2 separate regions of the Homo sapiens genome follow, and region 1 is linked to region 2. A link is a contact called in ENCODE Hi-C data. All regions are on one chromosome and are shown on one strand. Each heading gives the region's core, a stretch centred on a gene start or an enhancer-like site at or near the end of the contact. The rest is flanking DNA. Distances are from core to core; before and after follow the strand shown.

Region 1 (6,777 bases), core at 1,160-3,659, 2.8 Mb before region 2:
GTCCGTAAACGGCACTCTTAAAAGAGGCTGGGGATTATCTGGCATGGGGCAGATCAGTCCACAGTTACAGGGAGACTGTTGTTGAGGAGCCCCGTGTTCCCTCCATCTCTGCTTTGTAATTGCTGTGTGCCATTGGAAGGGCCACTTAACCCCTCTGCATTTTGCCTTTTCCATCTGTAAAATGGGAATAACAATATCTACTCTGTCATCTTCAAGGAATGAAAACAAGCAGGGCTGTGGAAGTGGAAGATTTTTCATACTTCTCAATCAGTCACAGAGAACTACCCAAATGTCAGCGTCTTTAGCTCCGTTTTGGCTAAGAAGGAACTTTCTAACCTCTAAAATAGGAGTGAGGTGTTTCACGAGGCAAAAGGCACCTGGGAATCAGATGTGAGGCCAAGAATGCAGGAGAAATGGTCTTACACAAGTGAAGATGGAACTAGACACATGCCAAGGGGACTGTTTTCAGGCAATAGCTCCCGAAAGAGGTCATGGTTCTGGGAGGACAATGCCCATGCAGCTCTGTAGCTGTTGGATTTTCCCAGCCTTCACCTGAAGGTGGAATTGAGACACCCTCCAGCAACCAGTGGGGTGGCCCAGGGGGATGGGGGAGAGGAAAGCCTGACACCTGAGCATCTCACTCAATAATTCAGGGCTGGTTAGAGCCCAGTGAGGTGTTTCACACTCTGCAAAGGCAGATAATGAAGCATTCTTCCAAAATGAGAGAATGTGCCTTTTCTTTTCTTCCCGCCTCTTTCCTAATAAAATCATTAAACCAGGATTTCCAGAGGCCTGCCACCCCACCCACCTTGGCTGTTTCTGTGGGGAGGGAAGGGTACTTGAGTTTTGGTAGGGGTGGGGAAGCTGAGCTAGGAAGGGGGCTTGGCTGGTGACAGAAGGAGAGCAGTCCTACTGAGAAGGGTGTTGGGGTCTCAGAGGGCAGGGGGAGGGGGCCTGCTGATTTCTCACCACCCCAGATGACATATGACTTAGCACGTCCCCAGGTCTCCAGGGCTGCAGCCGGCGCTGTGCTTTCCACATGTGTTTAGTATTATCGGTGTTTTTACAATAATAACTGTGGTCTTGAAAGGGACTAAAATTAATTAAAATGCCTGGCTGGAGAGAACCTCCTTGGGGTAAGTGCAGGGGGTATGGGCGGTCATCTTGTCCATCCCCCTGTCTCTGGTTGGGTCTGGACCCCTGTTGGCCCAATCAGCTGGTCTTAGAAGATGCCAGTGTGGGAGCATCTGCAGTCTTAGAGGTTAAAATTCTTTTAGGGAAATGTTTCTTGGTATTTAAACTACAGTAAGAAAGGAAGAGCAAACACTTAGATGTTGTGTTTGCAATTTGCAGAACCGCACTGAGAAAGCCCCCACTGGTTGTATTTATCAAACTCTGCTGCGTGCCCTCATCCAAAGACCCCTGTCTGAGAGCATCCCTTGGTTCAGAGAGGAACAATTTGGCTCTTGATTTAGGGCAGGGTTTCTCAAGCTCATTGCAGCACTGTTGACGTTTGGAGCTGAATCACTCTTTGTGGGCAGGGGTTGTTCTGTGCACTGTAGGATGTTTAGCCATGCCCTTGACCTCTACCCACTAGATGCCAGTAGCATTCCCAGCCTCACAAGTGTAAAAACTAAAAATGTCCTCAGACGTTGCCAAATACCCCTGGGGAACCAAATCGCCTCCAGTTGAGAACCACTGATTTAGGGCAAGGCTCTCTGGCATCTCAACCACCTCCCCCCATTCCCACCCCCCCTACTCCCCTACTCCAGGGAAGCAGTGCTCATCCAGGTTGTCATGACATGCAAATGTGTCACCATCACGCAGGAGAACAAGTGACGGGTTATGAATAACACCCTGAGGTTTGGGAGTGATTCACTTTTTAAAAACAAATCAGAGCAGGTACTAACATAGCAACATCCCTTTCACTCCCTCGCAGTCCAAGATGATTTTCCGAGTGGCCAGAGTTGCCCATTGCTCCTAGCCTGTCTCATGGAGGTCACAGCCAGGATGAGGTTAGCTGCTTTTGCTAATCAGCTGTGAGTAGTCTGGCGATGACATGTTATTGCCATGTTTTATTGCCTCATCACATTTGGGTTTGTCTGTGGGATCATGCTGCACACAGATCACGTTGCTGTTCTCGAAGTTCACTTGGAGGAGAACTGGACATCCAAGACTCTGTTGGCCCTGTTGGCCTCATCTCCTTTTCCTCTCTCATCTCTCAACACTGTGCTCTATTCAGTTGCTTCTTCATGGACCTCCAATACAAGTCTTCCTTCCTACACTGCCTGGAGCCCTTTCCCGGCTCCTCTGAATATGGCTGGCTCCTCCTCCTCATGTCTCAGCTCACACATGCCCTTCTCAGAGGCTGGGTGCACCTGACATCTAGCGAACCCGGCCCTCTTCTAGTAGTGAGTCAGCCTCTGTCCAGGGGCTCTGTTCTTTTCCCATAGCATGTGTCACTACCGACACTCGTGCTGGTGTGTATGTCCCCCGCATACCAGTTGGGTTTCCAGGAAGCCAATGCAGAGATGGAGTTATGGGTTTATTGGGGGAATAAGCAACCTATGAGGGAAAAGAGGAGGGAGCTGGATTGGGCAGGGGGAACCATCAGAACGTGAAGGCAACCTGGGCAGTCTCCAGGAGCTTTGGAGCAGAGACTGCCCATTGGAGAAGTCCCATGTGGGTAGAAATGGGTTGGCCCTTGTGCCACCACCTTGCATAGTCATTAGCTAGGGCTGCCTCAAGAACAGCATGACCTCAGCCTGAAAACTGACGAGGACCTCGAAGACACCAGTGCAGTGGCTGTCAGCCAGTCAAGCTCCTCTCAGTCAGGCAGCAAGTCCTTTTTGAAGGATCTGAGCCATGCATCTCCATGTCTACCCTTCCGGGGTGGAATGGACACTCCCTGAGAGCAGGAACCCTGTAGATCTTGCTTATGCCTGATCCCATTCCCTACAGCAGAGCCTGGTGCATGGTAGGAGATCAAACCTGAGCTGATTTTAGTTTTCAGAGAGTAATTTGGTTGCCCTGGTTGCCCTAAACTCAGATTTCTGAGTTTACAAACTCAGAAATAGAAATATTGTAGGCTGAGTGTGGTGGCTCACACCTGTAATCCCAGCAGTTTGGGAGGCCGAGGCGGTCGGATCACAAGGTCAAGAGATCGAGACTATCCTGGCCAACATGGTGAAACCCCGTCTCTACTAAAAATACAACAATTAGCTGGGCATGGTAGCGTGTGCCTGTAGTCCCAGCTACTTGGGAGGCTGAGGCAGGAGAATCGCTTGAACCCGGGAGGCGGAGGTTGCAGTGAGCCAAGATCGCGCCACTGCACTTCAGCCTGGTGACAGAGTGAGATTCCGTCAAAAAAAAAAAAAAAAAAAGAAAAGGAAAAGAAATATTTTAGAAAGACAAACATGTGCTGCAGGGGGAAATGGCAGAGAAACACTGCTGCAAGGTATCTCAAACCATGGTTCACCCTGCAGTACTTCCAAGGTTTTGAAAGCTAAAAAAAAAAATCATGATGTTGGGGCATCCTGTAACTTGCCTCTTGTAGGGTTAGAAGATGTTAGCTGGGTGACATCTCTCCAGCCAGGTGAGAAGGGGGGAACAGAAGCTCGGGGGATCTCAGAGGAAAAGGAAAACAGAACTATCTGGTGGGTCAAAGGCGCATACCAGGGGGCCGTGGGTGCCTGTCAAACCGGAATGGTTATCTGGTCTGGCAGAGCCCAGCATCTTGGGTGGCCAAACAAACCTCAGATACAGTGTTCCCAGAGATGGGGGGTTGGAGGATATTATGCTTTCCCTTTAGCCTGTCTCTTGCCTCAGTATCTACCTCTGCCAGAGGATCTGAACTGGGATGGGCTTGTCACCTTGGCTGCTGTCCTTTGATGGGGCAGGTCAAAGTCCAAGACTCCAAGAGAACAGGTCTGGCTGTGCAGAAGCCTGCATGGGTGCAGTAGGCAGGGGGGTAGAGGAGTCTTCTGGGTGACAGAGATACCCACGGGGCAGGTGCCCAGCAGCCTTGCAGTGAGGAGGGGAGGGAGCAAACTCTATGCACTGTGTGGAGAGGGAGCGGGTGGCAGAGATCTGTCTCAGGGAGGTGCCTGACTCAGAGAGCCAGCATGAACCTCAGTTTACAAACTCAGAAATGCAAGAAATAGAACTCATATTATCTGATAACTCAATTGCAGTGGGGCATTTCAGATCCTTCCTACCCTTTTCATGGGTGTTGCCTCTAAGTTCAGGGAACAGGGAAGGCTAACAATGCTCTGGCAATTACGGAGTGGGACAGTGTGCTCTCTACATCACATGTCTGCACTGGGCTCATCTGAGACCTCCAACAGGCTGCTATGGGTTCCTCAGCCGTTCATTCACCCTGGGCACTGCCGAGTAGTCTTTTGATCCCAACCAGAGGACATGCCTGTCTACTTATTCAGAGCACCCTGGTAGTACCCCTGACTCAGTACCTGGCATATCATCTCAGTACTCAGCAGTACCCCTGACTCAGTACCTGGCATATCATCTCAGTACTCAGTAGTACCCCTGACTCAGTACTTGGCATATCATCTCACTCTCTGCTTTGAGCCTGGCTCCCTTTGCTCCCCCAACACGGAATCTCTCAGCTTTTATCTAAGGGCCGCTTCACTAGACCTCAGCACATGTTCTTCCAAATCTGTTGTATTTGCAATACCTTTCAAAAACCTTCTTTGAAACTCAAAAACCAGGGTGTATTATGCTATTTCTTTGATTTGGGGGTGTTATCCACACTCTAATGCAGCAAATTCAATAGGGCCTCACTAACTAGACGAGGAAAGACCAAGCAGTGCAAGGAAATATTGTGCTGGGGGAGACAGAGGTGAACATTGGTTAAAATACAAAAAGCATCCTCCCAGCACACTTGCTTTGGGGAGCTTTTCTGCCCAGAGCCCAGCTCCTCTCCTGCCTCACTTAAAGGCTCTTCCCCCTTGTCATACAGGTTGCGCTGGCCCAGCCAGGAGAACTAAGCAGTTGGCACTGTCTTCCATTTCCAAGGGCAGCAAAAAATGTATTAATCATCAGGCACCAATGGGAGGTGAGGGAGGCTGGGTCTCTCCATTTCTTTCCATAAGCAAGTCCTTCCTCTGCAATGTGGCTGGACCTCCTTGCAGGCAGTCAGGAGGGCAGGGAAGCAGACCCAGCTCTGGGAGGAACGGCACAGCCTACAGAATAGAAACAAACCTAACGACTGCCATTTTGAGACCTCAAGAGTCATTAAACCCAGACTGAAGTCAGTTTATCTGAATCCTCACCTAGGTGGTGTGTTGATGTGGGCGGGCCTCCAAGGCCACCAAAGTCAGAGTGACCCAGGTTTAAGTATTAGCCCTACAGGTTAGTGGTCCTGATAAACACACTTCATTTCCTTTGCCTCCATTTCCACATCTTTAAATGGGCATGATATTTGCGATGATTCAATGCAATAATGTTTATAGAACCCTTAGAATCCTGCTTGGCTGTCTATTCATTCTCAATTAATGTTAATTCTATTCCTTTCTCTTAGGAGGTCCACAGATGAAGAACAGCTCTCATCTCTATGGTCCCCAGCATTTATTTAAAGCTAAGAATTCACAGGTCAACCAAATCACTCCCTGAAAACTAAAATCAACCAAAAGCAGAGGAAGAATCACTGAGACCCTCCTAGCATGTCTTTCTTAACTCTCATACCTGAAAGGATGGGTAATTGGGTGTTTCATATTGGCATGGACCCTAACATGGTGTGACTCAATCTCTTGCAATGCTGTGCATTGCTAGGGCACTGATTTCATTGTTGAGAGTCTCTCACTGGTAAGAAATATTTCCTTATTCAGTATCAATTTCTTCAGCTGATTGGCTCTATTCCACATCCCATTGTTATGGCTCCTCACCTAAGTACAGCTGCAATGCTTGAGAAAAAAATGCCCAGGAAAATTCTTGCCTTTGAGCAGGCCCACCTTATATTGAAACCAAAAGTCTGCAAGAAAAATGGTAGGGAATGACCTTTAAGCCTTGGAGGAAGAATTTATGAGCACAACTATAGCTTCTTCTTGGCATAAAGTTGTGTTCTGTATTCTTCAAAATTCTCAGATTTTGTGCACTGTTGGTTCAAGGTCACAACAAAAAGCCCCTATGCTCTGAGGACAGAAGCATGCTGGGATTTCAAGGGCATGGCCAGATTTGAGAGAAAGGAGACCTCAGAGCTTACGACTTGGAAAGGCAGAGTCCAACGACAATGGGTCATTCTCCTGTTTAGGATAAGGGCATGCAAATAGCATGTGAATTGCACATTACATTTCTCAGATGTGAGTATTTGGTTGAGGAATGGGGGCTGTTGGCAACACTTCTGGAAATTGAACTATCTTTATCCTGATTCACAGAGTTGTAGCTGAGCAGGGCATAGAGGAGAAAACAGGGCACTGAAATAGGTTAAAAAAAAAAAGAAAAAAAAAAAGCTCTGTTACTACATTTCCCCACTTACCTGCCTCTTGTCTGGTGATGATGAATCAGCAATACCGCCTGTCAGTTCAACAGGGTAGATTTTACTTATTTTCCTTGGGTTCTTCCAGTGGGGAGCCCAGGCACAGACAGTGTTAAGAACTGGCCCACTTTTGCAGACCTGTTTTGCCTTCTTTGTGCCAAGTAGAAGAGGCAGGATCTGCACAAAGACCCCTGCAGACTCATGACCTGTCACCAGCAGTTTCCAACCATAGAAAGGCTCAAGGCTCAGGTAGAGGGCTAGACTCGAGAGTTATGGCCATTAGA
Region 2 (6,599 bases), core at 579-3,078:
GGTTTCTTGTGGCATTTGGCTAGCTGAATCAGAGGAAACAACTAGAAGCTGAGGCAGATGGTTCACAGGCAATATGCTATAATGTCTTCTTACAAATATGTAGTTATGTATTAATAGGTAACCTCTTGGGAAACATGGACAAATATATCATTTTTTGCAATTCTCAGTTTCTAATACAGCTCTGTATGTTGTTGGTGCTCAATACCACTGGTTTCATATTTGTTAACTATCTCATACTCTATTCAAACTCATATCCTCATATCTTTGGAATGTGGAAGCAGACACAAACAAGCAGCTTAGCAAGGAGCACTGACTAAATACCAAGTACTGCATCAAGGGCCAGAAACCCAGTGATAAATAAGATGAGTATGTTGTCCACCATTTCTGAGCCTATTACTCCTCTGAGTTTATTGTGGCCCTTTCTATCTAAGTGAGGCTGAAGGCCACTCCTGTAACAGAAGTAAAAGTTGAAATTCTCAACTCCATGCTTCTTCCGTGAAGCCCTCCATCAGTAACATGCTAACAGGTTGGAAAAAGAGTTGACAAATATGTACACTGGTCAGGTAGAAGAGGAGACATGGTAAAAGAGGAGTAAAGGAGAATGGTATTCTTTCTCAGGTAAAGAAACTATCTTCAACAAACTCCTTTGACAGTAGGCAAGAGGGTGTATAACATGGTATTGAGTGGAGGCAGAAATATTAACCTAAACCAGAGCTACTGGTGCTGAAACAAAGATTCTAGCAATTCTGAGACCAATGGAAAAAAAAAAATTTTATAACCCGTCTGCCAGCCTGTAAGCCTGTTTCCACTTCAGAATTAATTAGTATCAACATTTTACCAGCCAATATGTCTCAAAAAAAAAAAAAATCAACAGTGTGCTCTGCTTTTTTTCTTGTGCAATAAACCCCTAGGGATTACAGATATATTTATACCACATCTTTCAGGACAGTTGGAAATATTAACCAAAAGTACGTACCTAATGATTGTTTTCATTGTAATGCATTTGTATTATTTTCAATGAATGAAATTTATTAAATGACTATATAAATGTGATATGTCTATATATAAAACAAGTTCCATAAGCATACATAAAGCAGAAAATTTTGTCAGACTATTATATTCTGACTTAGGCATGGTCATCTTCCACTTGTAAGATTCGTATCTCCCATACATAAGCTAAATGACTCTGTAGAAGATTATCTGGTCAGAAGATGTGACTAGAAATTCATAAATGTTCTATTTCTATTAAACCTGCCTCACTGACACAGCCCACTTTTGTTCTCTCCTATTCTGCAAGACTTCGAAGGCTGGTTTAACATTCCTGTGTTCTCAGCTATATAATTCTGGTCTTTCCACCAAAGCAGTTTTATTTCCTGACAGTCACTACAGCTTATGAAAGCCAGTGCTATTGGGAAAATATTCCAAATGCACAGGTTATGTGGTTGTGGAAAATAGGCATTAATGGAAAAGGGACTGAAACCAAGTTCTCTTCCGATTGCTATTTTGGAACTTCTGGTTTTTCTGTGGAGCTCCAAGTCAGTGGTGATTGCAAAACCAAAGAGACCAAACAGAATATTCAAAAAGCAAATGACCAGGAGGAGTTTATTTAGAAAATAGATAAATACAAATTGTGCTTTATGGGTTTTCATGTTTATGTCAGAAGGAATGGGTAATGTTGGACAGTCTGAAAGTGATGCTGTGGAATTTCTGTATTTCTCTTTTGTTTCAAATCATTCTCCCTGTATCTGATACTAAACTCTTCAGAAAGGTTTCACAGCTGTGTCCTTTGGGCACAGGGCATGTTCTGACATGCAGAGGATTATCTTGTGCAGCCTGTGGCCGCCAGCGCCACCTAGCTTCTGTATACATTTCCTCAACTCAACAGTTTTCCAAATTGTTCAATTAAATGAGCCAGTCTTCCATGAGAGCTCAGTATCGGTCTCACAGATTTTGAATGATGAAATTGAGGACGCGAGTTGGAACAGCCAAACTGCTCTGAATGGTTGTCAGGTAGAAAGACATGTTCTCTAAGTCTGTGGAACTTTAGGTAGGATTGACAACAATTCTCAATGCATTCATCACCTGCCTGTCTTTTATTTGACAAACCTTTGTGTGCCAAGCAGTTAGATAACGTGCACAGAGACCCAGCTTCTGAATTTTAACCACTATGTTTCAAATTAGGGAGGATTTCTAAGAAGAGAGTCTTTGCTAGGCTCACACTCAGGGACTGCTTCCCAATGAAGGAGATCAGAATATGTCACCCCAAAATATGCCGGCATAAGAATTATTTTGAGCTGGGGGCAATTGAGAAAAAGCAGACACAGAAGAGCTCTGCCGTCCCCCTCTGCTTAAAGCAGGGCATAAACTTCCCCTCGTGAAGGTGTTAAAAGAAAAACTTTAGACAAATTAGATTTAACAATTTAATTAAGCTCATGAATCAAGCAGCTCCCAGAAGCAAAATAGGTTCCCAGCGACTCTTGGGCTGCCACATGGTCAGATAACATTAATCGACAGGAAATGGAAAGTGAGGTTCAAAAAATAGAAGTGAGGTACAGAAACAGCTGGATTGGTTACAGCTCAGCATCTGCCTTATTTAAACGCAGTTTAGACAGTTGGCTGCCTGTGATTGGCTGAAACTCAGCTGCTGTGATTGGCTAAAACTTGGCTACTTGTTTCAAGAATAGGTTACAGTCTATATTTCCACAGCCCCTTGAGTTACAGTTCACTGTATATGGCGAAACCTTAGCTTTAGGCTAAACAAAGGTGTCCCCCACCCTCCCCTATTAGAAAGAGGAGAACAACCCTTATCAGGAGATGGAGATAGCACCAAGATGTGCTGTGTAAGCAAACTTTAGTAAATAACTCTTGTTTATTATTGCTTTTCCTCATAAATTTACCTTCCCACCATTCACCACCCCTGGAAGCCCAAACCCTCTTTCCTCTGTCATAGTCGCTTCTCCCCAGGTTATCATCCTTTGCTAAAATGTTATAGATGCCCTCCAGTTTACCTGCTTTTTGGGGGGTTTTCACCTCTTTTCTATGAAAACCCTGCCCACATAAGAATATTAACATCACATACAATGTGTACAATTTTCTTCCATTCATCTATCTTTGTCAGTTTAACTTGCAGGCCCACCCTCAGAATATAAGAAAGTAAAGAAAAACTTTTACCTCCCATACATTTAGAGTCAGTGAATGATTGATTACTAAACAGAAGAAAAGTTAGAAAATCTAGGGAAAATGTCATGAGGTCATTCGCTCTGTCTCAGAATGTCCTTCATTGTTCTGATGTCACCTTTGAATGGAGTTTATGATTCTTATCTCCTTAAAAGATAACAGAGATCTCATCCAAAGAATCATATGCTTCTCTCTTTGGGCTAACTTATGACTATAATGTGAGAAACAGAGGAGCACAGAATCATGGGTCAGGCTCATTCTTTGTAGATGAGACCAATTGCTTGAGGGCATGATTCGGTATACTTTAGAGGCAGTGGGTGTTTGAAATATATAAATGAAATCGACACAGATAAATAGAGCAGTTCGACAAATAGCCTGCTTGGATTGTCTAGAAGCCCTTATCGTTTTGTTTTATTTTGAAAGCCAGGACAATATGATTACCAACTATTAGTTTAATGACGAAATCTTCCAGATGGTTATGATGATTAGAATGATCAAGAAATTAGAAGCTGTTCAATCCTCATAGGAAGGCTTCAGTGGAATAGACTCCCTGCTGCCTCCTGTAGACTTGGACTTATTTAAGGAAAACCCTACAATGACTAGTTTCCAGTTGTAGAAATTGGAAGAAGAAAGAAATAGCACCTGCAAGCCTAAAAGTTCTCTTCCTTCCAATGAAAAAGGAGCTTAAACCTGTCCAAAGTCATGTATGTTACCTCGGCAAGTAAAATTTTATCATTCTGTGTACTGAGTGAGTCTTCTTCCCCTCCCAAGAGGCTTTAACTATAGAACCTTTAGGTTTTTTTTGTTTGTTTTTTAAGAAGGGGGTCTAGCAACAACCTCAAGTTCCAGGACAGTCATTCTTTACTGACAAAGGAAGCAAAGATGAAAGTCCAATTAAAAGCCCATGAAATTTCCATCATGTTTCTTTGAATTGAGTTTGGAGTCTTTGGAATTCTCAAAATAATTCACATGAAGATCTCAGATGCCAATGTATTTTCTGACTCCCTTCAAGGTAGCCATATGAGGAAAGGCAATGAGTTTTATACCAGCATTTGCTGACAGTAAAATATAATGAAAAACATTTATTTGTAATAATGTAGACCACATTCTAACTGCCATTTAATGTAACCACACTATATTTCATAAGGTTTCAATTTAGCATAGCTAATCACAGGGCCAGTTCTACTCTGATGTAGACCTTTTGCATTCTGCCTGAGAAAAATCTACTAAAGTGCTGCTTAGGAGAGAGACCCAGCCAAAGTCACATTTGGAATTAAACACGTTAGAGTTTTAAACTTTTTGAAATTTATAAATGATAAAACAGAGAATTTTTTTAAAAAAATTATTGTTAAATATAAACCATTAGCAAAGGTAAATGTTTGTTACTATATGTACTGGGTTAATTGGTGGCCCACAACAAAATATATGTCTACCCAGAACCTATAGAGGGGACCCTATTTGGGGAAAGGGTCTTTGCAGATGTAATTAAGAATCTCAAGATGAGATCATCGTAGATTAGAGTGGTCCTAAGTGCAAAGACAATGTCCTTATAAGAAGAGGAGAAAACACAGACACAGAGAACGAGGCCATTGAAGACCAAGAGAAAGACAGAAATGGTACTGCCACAAGCCAAAAATCACCTGGAGCCACCAGAAGCTGGAAGATGCAGGGAAGGACCTTCCTCCAGCACCTTTAGAGGAAGCGTGGCCCTGCCAACACCTTGATTTCAGACTTCTGGCCTCCAGAACTGTGAGAGAATAGATTTCTTTCTTTTTTTTTTTTTTTTCATTATACTTTAAGTCCTAGGGTACATGTGCAAAACGTGCAGGTTTGTTACATATGTATACATGTGTCATCTTGGTGTGCTGCACCCATTAACTCGTCATTTACATTAGGTATATCTCCTAATGCTATCCCTCCCCCCTCCCCCCACCCCATGACAGGCCCCAGTGTGTGATGTTCCCCACCTTGTGTCCTTTTAAGCCACCACATTTGTGGTCATTTGTTACAGTTGCCCTGGGAAACTAACACAGTACATTCAAATATCACAACAAAAAAATCAATTAAGAGGAATGAATGTTTAAAAACAAATCCTGGCCAGGTGCGGTGGCTCACGCCTGTAATCCCAGCATTTTGGGAGGCCGAGGCAGGTGGATCACGAGGTCAGGAGTTCAGGAGCAGCCTGGCCAACATGGTGAAACCCTGTCTCTATTAAAAATACAAAAATTAGCCGGGTGTGGTAGTGTGCACCTATAGTCTCAGCTACTTGGGAGGCTGAGGCAGGAGAATTGCTTGAACCTGGGAGGCAGAGGTTGCAGTGAGCCGAGATCGCATCACTGCACTCCAGCCTGGGAGACAGAGCAAGACTCTGTCTCAAAAAAAAAAAAAAAATCTTCTCCACCAATCAGTGGAGGAAGCCTTTCCTCACATCCATCCTCCACATCTACCAGCATGGGAAGCTGCAATGAGAAAGTTTACATCTTTTAAAGCAGTTAAAATTTAGAAGTATAAGAATCAACGAAACTATAGAAAGTACTATTGACTCACCATTTCCTAAACATGTCTTGTTCTGTTACATTTCCATAACTTTGCAAATACTGTTCTCTTAGCCCGGGATGCCTTTTTCTACCTAGGAAATCTCTGCATACCCTTCGAGATGGGGGACAAGTGCTGTCACCACTTCCACAAAGCTACGTTCTACACACACACACACACACACACACACACACTCACACACGAGGCTACCACTTTATTCTGGCTTCTACAACATTTTTTACTCACCTCTAGTACAACACACATTACAATGCTTTGTGGTTTTTGGTTTATGGAACTGTCTCCCCCACTAGACTGTGAGGTTTACACGTGCAACACTATGACCTACTTATTCTCAACCCCTCTATATATGGTCTCCAATCATTCAGTAGTCTAGCCTGAATTTCCTTACCGCATAGTGGCTAGGTTTCAAGGCCTAAGAAGCAGAAGCTGCCAGTTATCCTAAGGCCTAAATGCCAAAGTCCTAGAAAGTCATTTCTATTTTATTCTATTATGCAAAGCAAGTTATGAAGGTATTCTATATGAAGGGGTGGGGACATAATTTCCTCTTCTTAATCTGAGACACTGCAGGCATGTACAGAGATGGGAGGAATTGTTGGTGGCCATATTTAGAGACTGACCTACCTCACCTGAATTCTAATCCCAGCTCTGTCTCTTACTATGACCTTAGCCACAGATACATAATCTCTATGCCTTTACATGCTCTCCTATAAAACTAGGATAATACTATCTAGTTGAAAAGACTGTTAAAAAGACTAAAGGAGATATTATAATTTACTTAGTGTGGTTCTTTACACACAGTAACCTTCTAACAAATGATAACTATTTTTTCTCTTATAAAAAGGGGTGTGTTAGAAAACAGGAAGTTA

The links. A loop is a pair of places that touch in the nucleus more often than their neighbours do.
Region 1: a loop to region 2 is called in a map of mammary epithelial cell, with 13 times the contacts of the local background. The contact joins two enhancer-like sites. A Hi-C loop is called at or near these places in 1 of 168 maps with a recorded cell type or tissue (mammary epithelial cell) and 1 of 37 single-sample maps with no recorded cell type.

What each region holds. Positions count from the first base shown.
Region 1 is chr17:72,357,708-72,364,484 of GRCh38, reverse strand. No RefSeq gene overlaps it. Among named protein-coding and RNA genes, the nearest start is that of LINC02003, 18 kb to the right of the region's middle. Within about 2 kb of position 2,409, at least 3 of the 41 ENCODE cell types and tissues checked have a DNase peak (open chromatin) inside an H3K27ac peak, as active enhancers do; they include mammary epithelial cell, where a contact is called at or near this core.
Region 2 is chr17:69,602,585-69,609,183 of GRCh38, reverse strand. All of the region lies in intron 2 of LINC01483 (long intergenic non-protein coding RNA 1483), which reads right to left. Among named protein-coding and RNA genes, the nearest start is that of LINC01483, 12 kb to the right of the region's middle. RefSeq lists enhancers at 1,702-1,971, 1,047-2,246. Within about 2 kb of position 1,828, at least 17 of the 41 ENCODE cell types and tissues checked have a DNase peak (open chromatin) inside an H3K27ac peak, as active enhancers do; they include mammary epithelial cell, where a contact is called at or near this core.